Linked DNA regions of Mus musculus: region 1 is linked to region 2. Evidence: chromatin loops called from intact Hi-C (ENCODE). Cell type or tissue: left cerebral cortex. All regions are shown on one strand. Links, peaks and the distances in the headings refer to the core of each region. The heading gives the core; the rest is flanking DNA. Region 1 overlaps Pantr1 (POU domain, class 3, transcription factor 3 adjacent noncoding transcript 1). Region 2 has its middle 34 kb from the start of Gm46089.

Region 1 (4,401 bases), core at 209-4,208, 130 kb after region 2:
AATATTGCTTTCACTCCTTTGAAAAATGACTGACTACAGACGGGAGAGATGGCCCAGCAGTTAAGGCTCCTCCTCCAGAGGACCAGCGTTCAGCTCCCAGCACCGTGTCCCACCACTCACAACTACTTGTACCTCCAGTTCCTGGAAATCCAACGCCCTCACCTATTCTCCACATGAATGTGGTACTCACACAGATACACACACAGACACACACACGTATACGCAGTACCTACATAGAAACAGAAAATAATAAAAGTAGATTTTTGCAGGGTGTGGTGGCCCATGACTGTAATCCCAGCATTCTGGAGGCAGGGAAAGGTAGAGACATCTGTGACTTTCAGGCTAGCTTGGTCTACACAGTTAAGTTCTAGGCTCTGGGTCAAAACAGAACTGAATTCTACACGTTGAAACTTCTGCTCCTCAACTTGCTGTGGACTCAGAAGCAGTGTATCGTTCTGCCAGGAAAAACAAAAAAACAAAACAAAAACAAAAACAAAAAAACAGTGCACGGTGCCAATTAGCAAAGTGCTAAAGGGAAAATTGAGGCAAGGTATATTTCTGTTTTTGACAATGCTTCAGGGGCAAGAAAAGTCATAGCCTTTGAGGGTAGGGGTATATATACATATCTCTTCTGTTTCAGTCATTGCTGAATTTTAGTTCATAATTTTAGGGGAATGAGGGTTATAGAGCTAGAAACCAGGACCTCACATACACCAGGTAAGGACAATACCATTGATGTATGCCCCTAATCTATATTGCAATCCTGAAATCATTCTAGCTAGCTAGCTAGCTAGCTTACCTACCCACTTACCTACCCACCTACCTATCCATCCATCCATCTAGCTATCATCTAGCTATCATCTATTTATCTATGCCTGTGTGCATGTATCTGTATATCTCTGTGTCTGTCTGTCTGTCTGTCTTCCTAACAAATCATCTTCCCAAGAGCCTGAACCTAGAAGCCATCACCTCCTGTTACACTGAGATTTGATCTGTCCAGAATATAAAACAGAGGTTTAGTTAGGGGGAAAAAAAAAAAAAGAATGGTTGGTATCTGGAGTGCAGCATGCATGTAAGTCTAATCCACACACTCAGCTAAAACACGAAAATGACATATCACGGGGGCTCTAAAACAATCCAAGGAAATCTTTCAAATGATTCTCTCAAGGACTGCAGCACAATGGGGTCCCACTAGCTCTGAAATCTGGGTCTACACGATAACACAATAATTAAATGTAAGGTGAGAAGGTTCCAGAGCCCTCTAGAAGCTGGAGCGGCACTATGCCTAATATGCAGAAATGCAGTAACAGCCTCTAGACTAAGCCTGCTCATGCTCAGTGGAAGAACATTCTATATGAGGAGAGTGGGTGCATCTAGTTGACCACATCACCACAGCCTGCAGAGGCATGAGCAGCTCTCTCAGAGGAATAACAAAACTCCCAGGCCGCTTCTGTCATTCTCTGAGTGCCCCTCCGAGGAATGAGGAATTCTTTCTGACCTCTGAGGTTGAAATACCATGTGGAATCTTTCGGAATCTATCAAAAGCCTGGCATCCGTGCACAGCCCCAGAGCCTCTGAATTCAAAACAGGACCATTTCCTGGCTCAGAACTCCAGCTCCAAATTCCTTAGGCTCAGAACTGATGGGAAAACAGATCCTCTGAGTTCTTCTGATTTGGAAATCATTCAGACTGACAACAGATAGGAAATTGACAAGGAGATTTGAAATCTTCCACTTACATCGTCCTTATTTGTTCTATGTGGTAGAGAACATCACACCCTTAACCTTGATTTTCTCACTTCTTCCAGCTGAAAACAAAACCCACAATGTGAGTTACAGTGTGTGTGTGTGTGTGTGTGTGTGTGTGTGAGAGAGAGAGAGAGAGAGAGAGAGAGAGAGAGAGAGAGAGAGAGAGAGAGAGAGCTGAAGGGGAGAGGACTGTTGTGTTTGCTGTGCCACATGGGCATTTTAAAGGAGTTGTACAATATACAATTTTAGGTGACTTTTCTCCCAATCACATCTCTACACAATGTGTTCACTATTCAGCTAAACGACCTCACCTGTGTTCCACACAGAACCTTCCCAGGAACAGCCCAAGAAGGAATGCAGCCACACAGAATAAAAGCAGATGGTGTTGGCTGATTGAAGATCTAGCAAGAAGGGTATATAAAGTTCCCTCCAACACTGAACTCCAAAATGCCCAAGCTGGAAAGGACACCTGACGTCATCAAACTCTCTTTATGCAAAGGAGGCTCACAGAGAGTAGGTATGGCTAACCTACTCCTTACAAAAACCAATTCTTGAGGTTTCCCAGAGTCAAAGTTTTTCCACTTGTAAAGAATCAGTCCTAGTGACTGATAAGAGTTAAGTGTTCTCTGCAAAAGAATAAATTATACTCACTGATACACACACACACACACACACACACACACACACACACACACACACACTTGTATGCATGCACAAAATTGTGTATCAATTCAGGGGTTTCTCAGAGCCCCTAAACCTCATCTTTTAATGCTTAACAGATCCACAGCCCCCAAGTTAAGAAATTCTGCCTGCCCCAGAGTAAGCAGCTTTTCTTTTTTCAAAACTTACCAACTCTGTAATATACTCTAGTCCTAATTGTGTGATCTATAAAATTCTGAGGGAAAGCAATTTCAACAACTCAGAAAGATGATTTAATCCCTAATCAATATTTCCATATTTTTAACATGTGTCAAGGAAAAGAAAATGTTCAGGAGAAATTGAAACCTATACATATTTCACTAGCGATTTCACATATGGACCTGGAATATCTTTTTTCTCCTAATATGGAAATGGCTCAGCAGTATTTAAATGACTCCTTATTCCAAGTCATATAAATATGCACCAGATGTATCTTTTGTAAATGTTATGTTTTTCAAGTTCTCAGCATTTGCAAGTAGTTGAGAGCTATGTCAAGCATGCTTTAATGGGGCATAAAAGTGTATTGTATTCAAAGAGATAGCACTGCTTTGTAATGGGGAGAAATACAAATGCTGTCGATGGATACATCTCCACTTATTGATTTATGCTACACAGCCCAATGGTCTGTATTCTTCACCCACAAGTTCCCTATCACTTAAAATCTAGCCACATATAGAAAAGCCAGGCCTACATTCATGGATTCTCTAGATGACAGAAAATTTCAAACCCCAAATCAGCTCCAACCCACACCTACATTAAACAGATAAGAAAAGCTGAGCCCAGAGAGTGTTACACTGAGGTGACCACGGTGCTGAGCCACTGTGAGAGGCAGTGCAGGAACCCATAGTTCCTGAATATGAGGAGCCTCCCTATGCTCTTCACTGTAGCTGTCTCCGATCTGCACACTGAAACAAACAAAACCAGAAGTAAAGCATATAGCATGTATTGATTCTCTGAAACAAGTGTGATCTATGTTTTCCAAAATGTCGAAATGTCTTATGGGAATTAAGAGCAGGAAGTAAAACGTCAGTGGTCAGCGTTAACAATTTTCAAAGGCTATTGTAATGCTTTCTCTGATATAAAATTTATCTGACTCGAGATGAGCTTTTTCAATGAGACTATGCAAGGTTCCAGTAAACTCTTCTCTGAATATATATATTCAGAGAATATTATATATTATTCATATTATATATTGTATATTATATAATATATAGTCAGAGAATATTATATATATTCAGAGAATATTATATATGTGTGTGTATATATATGTGTGTGTGTATATATATATATATATATAATAGTTAAATATTTCAACTCCCACAATAACCACCTTGAAAACATTTTCATTTTTTGTCCTTTTATAAATGACAGTTACAAAGAATGATATCTCTTTTTGTAACACATTTTTTTCTTTTTGTTAAGGAAAGAACAAGTCCTCTTCTCCAGGAGGCTCAAGAATCTCTAAAAGAACAAAGCACCTCTCTGTCACATTTCAAGAGCTACAAACTCTCACCCATTTCTTCACCATATACTGCCTCAAATTCTTCCTTGGAAAGAGACAGAATATTTAATAATGGACCAAGTATCAAATCATCGTTCTCTGAAACCCAAGCAACTTATCACTTTGACCTTTACGAATACATCTTGCCCTTCTGAGTCCAGTAGTCCCAGTGAAAATCTCATGTAAAGCAAAGTCATAATTGAAGTTTTGCATACTGCATATCCCCGTCACCATGGGTGGAGGATCCTTGCTTCACAGAATTCCAAAGATGAACATATGTCCTCTCCGGCTCCAGATGAAAGTACATATTCTCTTTTCCTAACCAGTTTTGCACACACGGTCATCACCTGAACCAGCAGTCCATAGTCCTTATTCCCTCCAGAGAGGGACTGCAGGCAAGGCTAGCTCAGAGTCCACCCTCCATGGATACTGGGTGGGTTGAAAACACTGTCA
Region 2 (4,401 bases), core at 87-4,086:
ACGTTTTTAGCAAGGATGAGTCTCTACAGGAGCAACGTAAATCACCTCTTCTCTCTATCACTGGGCTGTGTGCTAAAAAGGTGTGTAAACTTAAAGATGTGCTTGCTTCCAAACGCACATGCACATTACTTGGAGCTGCGTGGTGTCCAGTTTAGGACCTCACGTGGGTGGAGTAGAGAGGATCTTTCAGGTATCTGATTGGATTTATACAATTCTCTTAGGAATTAACAGAGGATAAACCTAGACAGAGAGTCTTCTGTGGGTTCTATGGTATTGGCATTCCCTGGATGGATAATAGAACCTGGGGTATATTGTTATCAGAGACGATATTGATTCTATCAACACCGTTAAGCTACAATTTTTCCTCATAACTATGTATGCAACTCTCTGTGATTTGTGTTCAGTGGTGATCTTTTTTTTTTTTTTTTTTTTCCTTCAGCTGCTGCGGTTTTCTTGCTCCGGGGTACTGAAGCTATGTCCCAAAGATTTGGGATTGAGTCTGAGAATAATGAAGAGGAGATCAAAGATGTTTTGGGATTAGAACTAATTGTTTAGGATGAAAAGGAGGCATAGGTCTCTAATTTTATTAGTTGCATAGGTGTTTGAGAGATAAGCAGTGTAAGTGGAAAAAATTGCAGATAAAATCAGAGGCAATTTTGAGAGGAAGCGAAGAGGAAATTAGCAAGAACCTGACGGGGTAGAGGGCGGTGGGTGGGGGTGGGGAGCACCGAAACTTAGGCTTTTATAAACTGAATGACTGCAAGATGGCAGAACATCAATATTTAAGATTAATTTTTAAAATTATGCGTCTGCTTGGGGCAGGGGGTCCATGTGTGTGAGTGCAGAAGCCCAGAGATACCAGAGAACCCTGGGAAGTTGGTGTTACAGGTGTGAGCCTTTTAACATGGGTACTAAAACAGAAACTGAGATTCTCTGCCAAAGAGGAGTACGCTCTCAAACACTGAACCATCTTCTGGTCCCTGTGAATTAACATTATTAGAAAACACGTGCTCAGATTTATCCAGCCATGGAGTAGGGGAAAAAAAAAAAACACGCAACAGAAGAATCATTATGGTCCCCACCCAACACCTAGCTCGTCACAGTTCAAAAGCTATCAAGGCCTGTGCCCAGATGCTTCGGGTCCAGGGCACTGGGAAGGAATAATTTGACTAGGTCCACACCAGGGTAATGGAAAGCCCAGAATTTTACCTCTGGAATTTACTCATACTTTGTCCCTAAAGTCACATGTTCCTAAAGACAGCTGTGATTTTCGTGTGTCAAATGCAGTGACAACATGATCCTGCCACTCCGTACTGCCACACCTACTGCAGTGGCCTTGCTGTCCCTGATGGAAACTGAGCGCCAAGCAGCAGGTTTCTCCTGCTCCCGTTGACTTGTTAGAGTCTACCTTGGCTCAGCTTGTCTAGGCCTGGGGTTTGCACTCAAGCATCTGTCCTTTGTCCCATGACTTCCTGGAGTGGCTTTCTGGGAAAATGTCATCAGCGATGTTGATTTCCTGTCTTCTCATCACTGGATCTGGGAGGTGGATTCTCTTCACACTGGGTTTTGTTTTTTTGGTTTTTGGTTTTGTTTTTTTTTTTTAATCTGAAGAATGCACAGGAGCCTCTTGCCTTGTAATACACAGTCTGTCTCATTCATAAAATCTTGTCCTGGAAAAAGCCTCATTCATTCCCACAGAAGAGCCGCAGTTGGGAGGGCAAGGGCATTCAAAACCTTGGGAGATAGGAGACAATAGCGGAGCGCTTGGCAGCCGCTCCTGGGCGGCGTTAGCAACGTGTACCGACGCCAGGGAGAGGATAAAACGCTGTAGTTATTTACTTGTCTCTTAGGAGCAAAAGAGTCTCTTTGCCTCTAATATAGATGCCAAATCCTCAGGACCCAAGCGAGGAAATGATGAGCTGTGCGGAGGATTGGCACGAAGTCCTGTGCTCCGAGATAGTGAGGCATTTTGCTTGAAAGCATCCGTTGTTTAAAGAGAAAACGAGAATTGTGGGATTTTGTTGTCAATCAAGGGTCAGCAGCTTCCTCTCCCACTGGACGCTCACACACAAGCCCCCCCCCCCCCAACACCCGGACCCTCCTCCCCCATCCTGCCAGAAAGCCAGGCTGTCCTGTTCCTTGGCCACCAAAGGCCAAGGCTTCCCTTGCAGAATCTCAACGCAGTTGGTAACTTCAATCTTGCCAACGCTTCCCACGTTAGTAATCACCAAATACTAAACATGACAAAAATTCAGACAAATAGGGCATCCGTCCGGTGTAACTCCGTTTGCCGAGAGCCCTCCAGAATCCGGAGCACAATAGGTCTGTGTTTATTTTTCCACCAGTAGCATAATGTGACTGATTTACAAGAGTTTCACTGGAGTGGTAATCTGACAGTGATGAAGGGGCTCCTCACTAGCGCAGTCGCTCACACTATCATATTAGTTGCCTCTAGCAAGGCAGTGTGGTCGATAATTGGAACGCTTTTATGTCTAGTGGTTCTGACAAACCTCTTCTTCAGGTCACATATGGGCGGTCTAGCTCTCTACTCAGCCCAACAGTGGCAAATACTTTAGACTGAGAAAGTATTGTTCTCTTCACATTGTAGAGCAATGGCAGTTCAAGGGAAGTGAGGCTGCGTGCCGGCTACCTGCTGGTGTGTAGTAAAATGAAATGGACATGATACCGAGCCGGGAGTACAATTAAATCTATTTTGCACCAATGTGTTGCTGGACAGATGAGTTTCCACATGACAGAACTTTATGATCTTTAAGGTAGACTGAACTAATAGATTGGTGTGGAGCGCACTGAAGTTACCAAGGACTGGAAAGCAGGCAGTGGTACATTTGAACTACAGGTTTCTCATATGCCCCGCGTCATGCTGAGTTTTTATAGCTCCTGGCTTTCAAAAAGCCTGTTTCAAAGAGGTTTGCGCTAGACTGGGCATGCAGTTTTGCTCTGCAGATATTGTCGCTGCCGATTTAGTGGAATGCAATTAGGAAGCCTAAATTAAGTGGTAATGGAGAACCAGCTCTTGAAACTGGGGTTTCCACGGCAACCGCTGCTTACAATACAGCCTTCAGTTAGTTTTCCCACTTTATCTGCAAAATGCACAATTGAGCTTTAAAACAGCTCGGTACTGAAAAACGCACTGTAAACAACTGTTTGCAATGAGAGTTTTACACTGTCTTTAAATACAACAAACCATCACATAAAATTTACTTGCCCGCACTAATAATGTGAAATCCGGTTGCGGGTCGGGTGAGGAATTTTTTTTTTAATGTGTTATTCCTCTGTCACCATCGGATTTATTTTTAAGGAGAGATGTCACGAGTCATTAGGTCGTTCAACTTTGGTCATCCCTGCACTATTTTCAGCTCCCCTGACAATCTGTGTATCCCAACAGTCCTACATTAAGACACATTTTCTCTCTCAGCACGCAGAGCATTGTCTTAAATAATTGTATAATGCTCTTTGTCAATATTCCTTTTTCTCTAACAACACTTTGTAGATGTTTCTTGTAGTTTCACCTTTATAGCATACTGTACACCTGCAAGATTTTCATATTTACTAATCTGGACTTTTCCTTTCTTCAGATGAGACCAACATTCCATCTCTCTATATATTTAAAGGTTAACCAACCAGGAAGCTCTTGTGCCATTCTAACAGACAAGACAGTTGAAATATAGCAAGAAGTAGGTGTATTTTCCACCACACAGTTCTTTGAAGTGACTATGGGGGATTTGCACCTTTGTAAAATTCATTTTCTTCTATGGTAGGGAATCTGTATTTTATTATACAGGGCTGGCACTTTTGTTTCCCTGTGTCAGGGTTATACGCATACTCCCATCAACGACCCATGCATACTTTTCTCTGCACAGGAGGAAAAAAAAATCAAATTGAGTTCTGCAAAGAGGAAAGAAGGATAGAATCAAATTTGGGGTCTCCTAGCTATAACACTCTGTTTAATTGCCAGTCTTAACAGGGTGATCACTGGAACATGTCTGGACAGAGCCAAGCAGCTGGTGGGAACTCATGAATCCGCCACAGCCCAGAAGGTAATGTTCCCCGGCAGTTTGTGTTCTCGCAAGGTTGGCGTATTATACGTGTGTTATTTTCACTGTGAGAACATGCAGAGAGAAAGGCATGGGTGGGGGTGGGGGGGGACAGAAAATGAGACAGGGGGGGGGGAGAGAAGGAGAGAGAGAGATGGAGACAGAGACAGAGAGACAGGGAAACACAGAGAGAGACAGAGAGAGAATAAGACCTGTTACTCATACGGTTCAGGTGGAAGGCTACATTCTGGTGGCAAGGGTCATATCTGTGTGTTCTGCATGTTGATGCATCAAATTCTCTGTAGCCTTGACACATGCCAGGGAGGGAGTGTGCTCTCCACAGGAA

Evidence for each region. Hi-C counts contacts between places; a loop is a spot of excess contacts. Peaks named below come from ENCODE experiments on the same cell type or tissue, not always from the same donor. Only the 100,000 strongest peaks of a DNase experiment are listed, where the experiment ranks them.
Region 1: it touches region 2 in a loop (4-fold over the local background); 5 of 42 quality-filtered maps call a loop at or near these places.

What each region holds. Positions count from the first base shown.
Region 1 is chr1:42,672,033-42,676,433 of GRCm38, forward strand. All of the region lies in intron 1 of Pantr1 (POU domain, class 3, transcription factor 3 adjacent noncoding transcript 1), which reads right to left. Among named protein-coding and RNA genes, the nearest start is that of Gm46091, 10 kb to the right of the region's middle. In left cerebral cortex, for the core only: no CTCF peak of the experiment used is centred there; DNase peaks (open chromatin) are centred at 1,441 and 2,171; H3K27ac peaks cover 874 bases.
Region 2 is chr1:42,537,374-42,541,774 of GRCm38, forward strand. No RefSeq gene overlaps it. Among named protein-coding and RNA genes, the nearest start is that of Gm46089, 34 kb to the right of the region's middle. In left cerebral cortex, for the core only: no CTCF peak of the experiment used is centred there; DNase peaks (open chromatin) are centred at 1,442, 1,870, 2,375, 2,652 and 3 more places; H3K4me3 peaks cover 1,785 bases; H3K27ac peaks cover 2,131 bases.